Regions from separate parts of the Mus musculus genome. Here region 1 is linked to region 2. A link is a loop called in an ENCODE intact Hi-C map of the cell type or tissue named here. Cell type or tissue: heart. All regions are shown on one strand. Links, peaks and the distances in the headings refer to the core of each region. The heading gives the core; the rest is flanking DNA.

The links. Peaks named below come from ENCODE experiments on the same cell type or tissue, not always from the same donor. Only the 100,000 strongest peaks of a DNase experiment are listed, where the experiment ranks them.
Region 1: a loop joins it to region 2, with 2.0 times the contacts of the local background. A loop is called at or near these places in 2 of 42 quality-filtered maps.

Annotation. Positions count from the first base shown.
Region 1 is chr16:38,342,786-38,348,162 of GRCm38, reverse strand. Cox17 (cytochrome c oxidase assembly protein 17, copper chaperone) reads right to left here and starts at 1,164. Exons shown (of 3, transcript NM_001017429.2): 1 at 956-1,164. The coding sequence starts at 1,062. In heart, for the core only: CTCF peaks have their summits at 2,067 (motif pointing right) and 3,079 (motif pointing left); a DNase peak (open chromatin) is centred at 1,162; H3K4me3 peaks cover 1,166 bases; H3K27ac peaks cover 2,601 bases.
Region 2 is chr16:38,086,054-38,091,430 of GRCm38, reverse strand. Gsk3b (glycogen synthase kinase 3 beta) reads right to left here and starts at 2,430. Exons shown (of 11, transcript NM_019827.7): 1 at 818-2,430. The coding sequence starts at 905. BC031361 (cDNA sequence BC031361) reads left to right here and starts at 2,171. Exons shown (of 1, transcript NR_033221.1): 1 at 2,171-5,377. In heart, for the core only: a CTCF peak has its summit at 3,726; DNase peaks (open chromatin) are centred at 2,360 and 2,520; H3K4me3 peaks cover 3,940 bases; H3K27ac peaks cover 3,906 bases.

The DNA.
Region 1 (5,377 bases), core at 238-5,237, 260 kb before region 2:
TTTTTATTTTGAGACATGGTCTCACTCGGATGTTCAGGCTAGACTTAAAACTGTTTCAGTCTCTCCGGTAATGAAATCACACCATGAGAATCCATATTTGTTTCTCCGAGTATTTTTCTGCTTTGATGGGAGAAGATGGAGATGCATAGCCACACTGAGGACTTCAGTATCTGCCCCAGAACCCAGGCTACATAAAAGGGAGGAGACCAAACAAAACCTTTTGTGACTTGATGATAAAGTCGATGAACATTAATATCACCTCTGTCCTGTAGACAAGTTTTACAATTTGTTTTTATGTGTATAGGTGTTTTGCCTGCACACCATGTGTGTGCAGTGCCCGCAATAGCTAGAAGGGGGTGTCAGATTATTCTGGGGTTGGAATTACACAAGATTGTTAACAGTCGTGTGGGTGCTGGGAATCGAAACTAGGCCCTCTGGAAGGTCAACCAGGGCTTTTATCCACTTAGCCATCTCTCCAGCTCCAGACAGGTTGACTTTTAACTTCTTGGAAAGGGTATCCCTTCAGAAATGTATCCTGTGTTCTACTATTCACACGTTTCGACCAAAAAAAAAAAAAATTACTAAAGATTACCTGAAAAATTTACACCTAGGTCTTAGTAAATCTATCACAGCTGGTGGTATAGTATTGGCTGGTAACAAATCTCCACATATTTTAAATGCCTTTAAATCAAGAAGCATCTTTACGCACTTCTATTTATCTGGGTCTTATCCCTAAGAAGACTAAAATGCAATCGTAGTAAGGAATGAAGGACGAGAACCTTGGGATCAATGTAACCTCTTGCCCTCTCCGTTGACCCCTAACTGAGACTGGGGTGCGGGATCAGGGAGCAGAGAGGACAGCGGAACTATGGGTCCCTGCATCTCCAGAGTCCCAGAGAGCAGAGTGGAGCCGAGCTGCTAAAGCCCGGGCTTCCCTCCCGGGCTACGCACTGACCACGCATCACGCGCCTTCTTGGTTTCCGGGCAGGCACAGCAGGGCTTCAGTGGCTTCTTCTCCTGAGCCTCGGGCGGGGCAGGGCTAGCGGCCGCCAGTCCCGGCATCTTTCCAGGCGAAAGCAACTATGAGCGCACACGCGCAAAGCTCCCAAACTCCGACTACCCTGAGCCGTCTGTCTCCACTTCCGCAGTCAATCGAAGGGGGACAGGAAGTCCCGCCTCTCCGGACGGAAGTAAGTCTAAGAAGCGCGTGCGCAAAAGAAGTGGTACAAGGCCTCGCTCCAAGGGCGTGGCGTCAGCGCTGGCGCAAAGGTTAAAAGGTCACCCAGAATGGTTTTTGTTTTTGTTTTGTTTTTGAGATTGTAATTTAATTACATCATTTTCCCTTTCCCTTTCCTTTCTACAAATCCTTACATATACATACCCATTCCCCACTATCCTTCAAATTCATGGCCTTTTCCTCCCTAATTGTTATTGCATGCTTATATGTATACATGCATACATATATTCCTATATGACCCATTCAGTCCAGTATAATGCTAACTGTATTCGTATTTTCAGGGCTGACCTTTTGGTACTGGACAAGCAGTAGCAGATCCGGGTTCCACCCTGGGATATTTTATGGTCTTTCTTCCTTCCTGCTTTGTAGACATTCTGCAGATACAGATACAAAGGCCCCCTACCTCCTATTTCTCTCCGGCATATATGCTAAATTTTCAGATAATATATCATGACACAGTAGTCATGAAAGAAGATAAGATTTTTTTCTACTTTCAACAACTGTGATGGGCTGTCTCTGTCTCTCTGTCTCTGTTTCTCTCTCTCTCTCTCTCTCTCTCTCTCTCTCTCTCTCTCTGTGTGTGTGTGTGTGTGTGTGTGTGTGTGTGTGTGTGTGTTTTGGATAAGTAAATGACATGGTAACTGATACTGAAAGTGTAACCCCCTCAGTAGAGCTCCATTGCTTCAAATCAACCATTCTAATTGTATTCAAGTTCACTAAGATGTACAGCATTGAGTGGCTTCCTTAAACTAGCTGTAGGTCAGGAAAAAAGTGGTTTGTAGTTATTTATTGTATGTATCTGAGTACACTGTAGCTGTCTTCAGACACACCAGAAGAGGGCATCAGATCTCATCACAGATAGTCATGAGCCACCATGTAATTGCTGGGAATTGAACTCAGAATCTCCAGAAGAGCAGCCAATACTCTTAACCAGTGAGCCATTTCTTCACACACACCCAAAAAAGTGGTTTTAATTTTAATATAAATATTTATAGACAAAGTCTCTAGCCTAAGCTGGCCTTGAATGATCTGTGGATGACCCTGAACTGATTATTAAATGTTGGAATTACAAGTGTGTGCCATCCTTTCCTGGTATATAAGGACTTCCTGCATGTTAGGCAAATAGTCTACAAACTGGGTTACATACCCTCAGCTCCTAAACTGGTTTTATTAATTGTGCAATCAGATATTTGTCATTATACCAATTAACAGAATTAAAAATGCCTTTTCCTGGCATTTCTTAAATTCAACTAGGATCAATATAATCTTCAGCATCACAGCTTCCCTGTATAGAGTTGAGCGTGAGAGGCATTTAATCTTCATAACAAACGGAGGTTCAGAAGGGCATATGATTCATTCAGAGCTACATAGCTCATGAGGTTCCATCTCTCCCCATGGTCCATGCACTATCCTGTGCAATGTATCTAAAGGCAAAGTAACTTTCACTTTCAAACCACTCACCTGTATTTACTGGCGCTACTGCATTTTTGTGTAGAGTAAATGAACAAAGAAGAAAAAGAGTAGAACTGGAAAATGTAAGGATTGTGAGGACTGACTTTGATACAAATTGTAGACCACAAAAAGAAGGAGCAGAGGAGGAGAAGGAGGAGGAGGAGGAGGAGGAGGAGGAGAATTGGAACTTTATTGCAACTGATAAGTTTTCCTCTCATTTTTCCCTTTGTGAAGGAAAGTTCCTGGCTTGAACCACACATCACTCTGAACTTCCTGAAAGGCTGATCAACTGATTACAATTTTAGAGATCTTAGTAAGGCTGGAAGGTTGCTGGATTATAGCCAAGTAGTATTGGAGCAGCTTTAGTCCCCACATAGTGGTCTTTTACTGCCCCCTTCTGTATGTGATCTAACATCTTTGTGAGCATTAGGTAAACCCTTTGGAATCTATGAGCAGACCCCCTCCCCCCAACCCCCAGTTCCCACCAACCAAAAGGCTGAGAAGATCATCAGACACCATCTGAGGCTATGGCTGAGATTTTCTTACCTTCCTGTGACCTGTCCACCTAATGTTTTTACCGCTGTGTATGGGAAGTGTCTTGATTTATGATTTTGCTTCTTTACTATAAAACTACATGGGAGTGTCATATCACCATACTGGAATGTGGAATTTAGGGTAGTGTGAAACTGTTCCCAGACCCATAATCATCCATATTTGTTCCCAGAATAAACTGTCTCTTATCCCGTGTGTGTGTGTGTGTGTGTGTGTGAGAGAGAGAGAGAGAGAGAGAGAGAGAGAGAGAGAGGGAGAGGGAGAGGGAGAGAGAGAGAGAGAGAGAGAGAGAGAGAGAGAGAGAGAGAGAGAGAGAGACTGGTACTGATTAACAACAGTCCTCTCAGGGAAAGAAATCTCCTTCTTCTTGCTTCCTTTAACTAGATGCTTCTGAGACTGTAATAAACCCTATAGACTGTCTCTTGAGTGCTATGACCTACAATAGCTGCTTCTTTGAGGTAAAATGGCCTGCCCATGGAAAAAAAAAATACAGAGCAATCTGGGAAGGATGAAACGAACACATTCCAGCACTCGGGAGGCCAGAGCAGGAAGAATCAGAGTTCAAGGCCAGCCTGGGTCTCATAGCAAGGTCCTGTCTATAAAACAAACAAAAGGTCTCCTTTCCAGTGGGAGACATTTACTAATTTGTACTCACCAGCTTAACTCTTGTTTTAAGATGGTCTAATTAACTTATCCATTCGGGTTACTTTTTCCTTTTACCCTTGATGAATGAGTAAGCATTAAATTTCACTTTTCTTTCTCTGCCCACGTGCTTGTAGACTGAGATGGTTTATTTTATATTAAGTGGACATTAAGAATACAAAACATGGGCTGTTGAGATGACTCAGCAGGTAAGAGCACTGACTGCTCTTCCGAAGGTCATGAGTTCAAATCCCAGCAACCACATGGTGTCTCACAACCACCCATAATGAGATCTGACGCCCTCTTCTGGTGTGTCTGAGGACAGCTACAGTGTACTTATGTATAGTAATAAATAAATCTTTTTAAAAAAGAAAAAAGAATACAAAACATAACGCAGTTATTGTTTCCCATTTAATCCCAAGACAAACATTAATAAGATATTCCCTAGAGAAGAGCTATGGTAAGATGTTAAATTGAAGGGCCTGAGAGACAGCTTAGTGGGTAAAGACACAAGTCACTGAGCCTGATGACCTGCCTTCAGTCTCAGGACTCAGATGGTAGTATGCAGTTAACAACTCCACACATGTACTATCGTGTGTGCGTGCACATAGTATTTGCATGTCTGCCTCTGAATTTAAAAAAAGGAAAAAAAAAAGCTTTCCATTTCCTCTGGGAAAATACATATCATACAATGTTCTCTGATTTCTGGATGCCTGGAAAGTCTGAGTTTTACCACATTTGCAAGCCAGTTCATATGTGATGGCTGAAACTATCAAACTCCTGGGCTACAGATAAAGGACATTTTATCACTTGCAGCAGGGCATTATACAAGTTTCCAGAATCTCATTTCCCATGGGCAATGTGAAAAAGACCAAATAGTACAAAATTCTTAAGGACAAGAACTAAGAATGTCTCACTCCCTTTGGCTTAAAGGGCAACACTGTCTCTATCACTGTCTCTATCACCCATCACTCTTTCCTACTCAGAGTCAAGGACAGACAGTGGCCCCTCCCTTATAAGACAAAGGGAATCAGCCCCTGTGTAGAGTTCTCTCAACATGATTAGAATTGGGCTGGAGAGATGGCTCAGCGGTTAAGAGCACTGATTGCTCTTCCGAAGGTCCTGAGTACAAATCCCAGCAACCACATGGTGTCTCACAACCATCCCTAATGAGATCTGATGCCTTCTTCTGGGGTGTCTGAAGACAGCTACAGTGTACTTACATATAATAATAAATAAATCTTAAAAAAAAAGATTAGAATTAACTTTGTTAGTGATAATAGCGAGATTATTTTGGACTAGTGTGTATCTCAGTAGTAGAGTGCTTATAGCATATGTGAGACCCTAAATTCAATTCCCAATGCCACAAAAATAATGAATGAATAAATAAATGAACAATATTAGTTCGAGGCGTTGGCTAATTTTAAGGTAAAATGATACTATGAAATTTCTTTTTAAAAGAAGAATGGATCATGGGCAAAAGCTGACCCATTT
Region 2 (5,377 bases), core at 291-5,290:
TTAACTTAGTTTGTGGCAAAATGACAATACAACCTCAATCAAAAGTTGAATCTCCTTCCAAGTTACCTTTTGATTAAACAAATTATATGGTGGCAGATTGGTAATGTCAAAACAGGAAGGTTAAGAGATAACACATTAAACCACTTGAAAACAATGCACTTAGAGATGCGACTGCTGCGGGATATTTATCAGCTTCCACCACCCCTAGACGAGTGAGGGATGGATGCTAGCTTGCCTCCAACGGCAATGTGGGTTACCAAGCAAGTTCATCCCCAGATTCAAAAATACTTTGTGTAGTCACACGGGCAAATAGGAAATATTAGGAGGCTGGGGCATTTAATATCTCTATTTTGAATACAGAACCCTGATAACCTGAGCTAACTAAGATAAACTCCCTCATTCCAGAAGACAAGGACTCGGCAAATGTACATCATGGTTTATTAATCAAGCCTTGTCCTCCTCTTCTTTATTCAAAGGGATGGGCAAGCGAACGCTTCTTCCATCGCTTAACCCGGAGGCACTGGAGCACTTGAAAAGACTACCAGCAGCACGGAGAACGTAAGAAAAGAAGTTTCAAATCCAATCAGGCAAATAAAACTAATATTCTCTCAATCCAAGGTTAATGAGGCGGGGGGAGGGGGTACGGGAATGGGAGGAGGAAAAGGAGCCTGCCTCTTCTTGACTCAAGGCTGGTTTTGCCCTTTTCCACGACCACTGACTGTTCTATCAGGTCTGTTAGTGTAAGATCCTGGTATTTCGAGGTTTCTTATCTAAATGGTAAGGTGGAGGAAGGGTGTAAAATAAAATCGATACTCACTGCTAACTTTCATGCTACCAAAAGCTGAAGGCTGCTGCACTGGCTTGCAGCTCTCCGCAAAGGAGGTGGTTCTCGGTCGCCCCGACATGATGGCTCTTCTTGAATCACCTTTTCCTTCCTTAATCCTTTTCTTCCTTTTGTTTTATGTTAGGGTGCTAGGTTAATGATAAATGCAGCATTAAGTTCTCCCGCAAGAAAGAGAAAGAAAGACTTCGTTCTCTTGGCTTTTCACTCCTTTTGTATAGCTATTTAAGAAGAAGGAAAAAAAAAAGGAGCTATGTATTTCTTCAAGACAGATCGGTACGGATATTTAACACATAGATGATTTAGAGCTGGGAGAAAAATACAATTCTTTCACCTCCCTTTCCTGGAAGAGGAGAAAAAGGGTGGAGTGGAATCCTTAAAAATATATATATATCACGTGAACGAGGGCAAATACTTGATTGAAAATAAGTACTCTGAGTATTATATTTTTCCTCGGGGATTTTTTTCCGAGTCAATGAAGAAGGGAAGCGGCGGAAGGATCACGAGCCTCACGCTTGAAGAGAAGGGGGATGGGAAGGAGGGAGGAGATGGCTCGGAGATGCGACGGCAAACGCTGCGGCTCCGGCAGCAGCGGGATCCGGCGGTCTGACGGCGGCGGCGGCCGGGTGAACCGGAGGGCAGCGCAGTCGCGAGTCAGCGGCGGGCGGTGGCGGCGGCTCCTCTCCTCATTGCGCCAGGAGCAGCTGCAGGCGGTGGCTGGATCCAGCGGCCATGGCGGCAGCGGCGGCGGAGGCAGCTCCCTTCAGACCCCAGGCAGCGGCTCCCTGACTGCTCCCCATACGCCGGGGACATGGGAACCAGGCAACCGCTTCCGTCCCTCGGGGTCCCCTCCCCCGTCCGTGGCCCCGGCACGGCCGGCCTCCGCCCCTCGCCTTTGCTCAGCGGCTGCTCGGGAAGTGTCCGCGCTGTGCCCGGAGCCCGAAGCCCTGTCAGCGGCTGCAAGGCCGGCTCCTCCTTGCTGCCTTCCTTCCTTTGTCACTCGGCCCAGGCGGCGGCGACGGCGGCGACACAAGCCCGCATTCGGCCGGGTCGGGGGCTGCTCTGTGCGAGGCGCGCCGTCTGCGCAGCCGCCTAGCCCTTCCCCACTCCCCCTCCCCCTTCCTACTCGTCCTCCGCCTCCTTCCTCCCCCACCCAGCCCTTACACCGCCCAGCGCCCCGCCGCCCGCGTTACAGGCGTCTGGGAATCGCTCGCCGAGCCCGCGCCCGCCAGCTTCGGCTGTAGAGCCGAAACCCAAGCCGGAACCAATCAGAGACGTCGCTTGCTTGCAGCTCCTGCCGGAAAAAGCCGAGCGACCTGGATAACCAATGAGGAGACGCCGCTGGGAGACCACGCCCCAGCAACGAGGAATGCCGAAGGTAGCCGAACAGAAGGGAAGAGGGTTCTCCTTGTCCTGTGGCTGGCTAGAGAGAAGAGTCGACAATAGCGACAGTGGCCAATCAGAGCTGTTGGCCCTCAGGGAAAAGCCTCAAGAGTTAAGGACGGCGAAACTCCCGAGTCGCGGGAGGAACTGCACGGCTGGGCGCCGCGCCCGTTTCCTCATTGGCTGGACAACTCCGCTGGGCGTGTACCTTTCTCGGTGATTGGTGAAGGGAAGGGGGCTTCCGAGGACATCGGGCCAGTCAGAGCCTCCCCTCCCTCTTTGAGGCGGGGAGAAGAAGAAAGCGGAGGGAGGGCACCTATAAAGTGCCATCTCATTGGTCTGCAGCGTCGAGCTGGAGCGCGGGGGGAGGGGAGCTTCGAAAGGGAGAAGGAGGGTGCAGGAGCCCGTGGCGGCGGCCAATAGGCGCTCACTGCTGTGCAATCGCAAGACCTAGCTGCAGTGGGATTGGCCTCGGGTGGTCCCTAAGCGGGCGGACGGGATGAGTGGTCGGCCTGCATCTGCTTTCCGAGCCGACGCTCGTGCTGGCTGTGCAGCCCGGTCCGACAATGCTGCGGTCGGAGGGTCGGGCCCCGAGCGCTCTAGTGGGGCGTGAGGCCGTCCCCATTCCCGGGAGCTCCGCGGGGCGCGGCTTACCAAGTGCGCCCGAGGCTCCCCACCGCGCGTGCTGAGCCTATGAGAACGTCTATTCTCTGAAAGACGTAGGGCGCCGTGGCCGGGGCCGAACCCTCTAGCGCTTAAATGGGAACAAAGCTTCCAGAGAAGGAGAGCCTCTGGGCAGCCGCGCCCGCCCATCGCGGGGGGCCGCTGATCTCGTGGGGGGGGGGGGGGGAGCCCTTTGCAGCAGGCGCACAAGGCCAGACCAGGCCTTCTGGAAACGCCCCCGAGAGATGAGCTCATGCTAGATGAGCGCGGTCCATGGGCGCGACTGTCCAGCGCAAAAGCAGCCCCGAAAACAGGTGAGGGGAAATGTGGTCAGGACAGTACCTCGAATCCTAGGAGGAAGCTCAAGTCAGAATTGCTCGCAGCAGTTTTTAGTGTTATTGGATGATCAGCACACTGCTGCCTAAGTAGGTTTCACATGTAGTCCAGCGTCCATTGTTCTACAAAGGAGACCATTGCCTTGGTCCATCCGAGAGCTGTGTGGCGTGGCTACTACGACTAGAGTAAGTTAGAGTGGACACTGGCAATCCTGACTGTAATCCCGTGATACTTGTAATACCCACCCGCATAGTCATCTCTTTCTGTTGAGATGCTATCTCCAGAAAGCACATGTAAAAGTACACGTACTTGATCAGATTGCTTAGCTATTGCTTTAAAATCTGATGAGGGACTTGGGACAGAACAAAGTAAGCTTTGAAGGGAGCCAGTAAAGGTCTGGATAGTGTTTGCAGACTCAGATGTCTGTAGAGGCCTGGCAAATAAAGCGAATGACACCGGCCTGGTGGAAGACAATAGGAATGTTAGATGATGTGGAAACGGGAGTTCCATCCATGCCCTTAAGGGGGTCCACCATTAAAATAATCGTATTCTCCTTTTTTTTTTTTTTTAATTACCAAAACCATAACGTTGAAGTTTTATGTGTGATCTCTAAATCTGACGTGTTGGCAACCGATATGCCGAAACCACGTAGACCAACAAAGTAAAAAATCCCAGGAAAATGTGCCCGACAGGCAGCCAATTTGTAATCTCATTCCTTATCGGAGACTTTATGCCTCAAGTGCAGAAGAGACTCTTGTTCTTCACAATTAAAATCGTCTATAAGGTAGCCCGATGCCATGGGGGAGGGTAAAGAATCTTAAAAGCAGCCGCCTTGCTTGGCAACTTTGTCATTTGAATGGTGCCTCTCCATGCTATTATGAAAGACCTTTGCCACTGTTCCTAAACTGCTGTGGTGCAGAACTTTAAATCCTCCCTACCTAATTATACCAGCAGGAAGGTAAATAACAAGGGTTTAGTTTGCAGAAACTGGCAACGTGGCTATTCTTGTATATAAAACTAGTTCAAAAATAGCCTACCTTAGGGTTTTGATTAGTAACTTTTTTGTTGCCTTCAGATATTTTTAACTCAATTGAAAAAAATCTTTTCATAGGAAAAAAATACATATTTCAGTCCACAAATAGGACTTGGAGAAGGAAAAGTTTATTTAATAAAACACAGAACAGCCAGCCAGGTGTGGTGGGGCACACACTCTTTTAATCCCAGTACTGCAGAGGCAGATGAATCACTGAGTTCAAGACCAGCCTGATCTACATGAGTTTCAGGTGGGGGTCGGCCATATGGACCCCACAGACATACTGAAACTTAACAGTCAGTACTGGTTTTCTGACTTTGAAAACCTCTCATTTTGCCTTCCTACATGGTGAGGACTACTGGGAAAAGTATTAGTGCGCCTTGAAAGTTAACTCATTTTTGCAAGACCCACAAAGTTAAGGCAGCAGAACCGGGGTTCACATCCCTTGTTCTTTGCCTCTACTCCACAATTCTCTCTTGGTACAGTCCCCACATCCCCCAGATTCTGCTAAAGTGCTAGCTGTAGAAGCCTGACTACCTAAATTCAGTCTGCAGAATGCACCTAAAGGCCAAGGAGAGGGCCAAATCCATTAACTTGTCTTCTGGCCTCCACGTCTGTACATCATGGCACATACCAGTCACACAATAATAGTAAAAGGCAGATAGCTTACTCACCCAAGAGTTCCCCCGTTTGGCTAGACTGATTGGCCAGTGAGCTCTAAGAATCTACCTGTCTCTGTCCCCCAATTTTGGAGTGGTAAGCACCCCAGCTTTTATGTGGGTTCTAGAAATCTAGACCCTGGTCCTCACACTTTAACCACTGAGACATATCCCCAATCCTAGAATACCTACTTTTATTTATATTGTTTTAATTGAATGGCTATAGGGTGTTTCTTCTGTATGTATATCTATGTTTGGTACCTACAGAGGCATCAGATCCTCTGGAACTGTAGTTGCTGACAGTTGTAAGCTGTCATGGGGATGCTGGAATTGAACCTGGATCCTATGAAAGAACAGCCAGTGTTCTTAACCACTGAGCTATCTCTCCAGGCCCGAGAATATACAATTGGCTGTTTGAGAGCTGGCAGAGTGGCCTGTCAGGCAAAAGTACCTGCTGCCTAA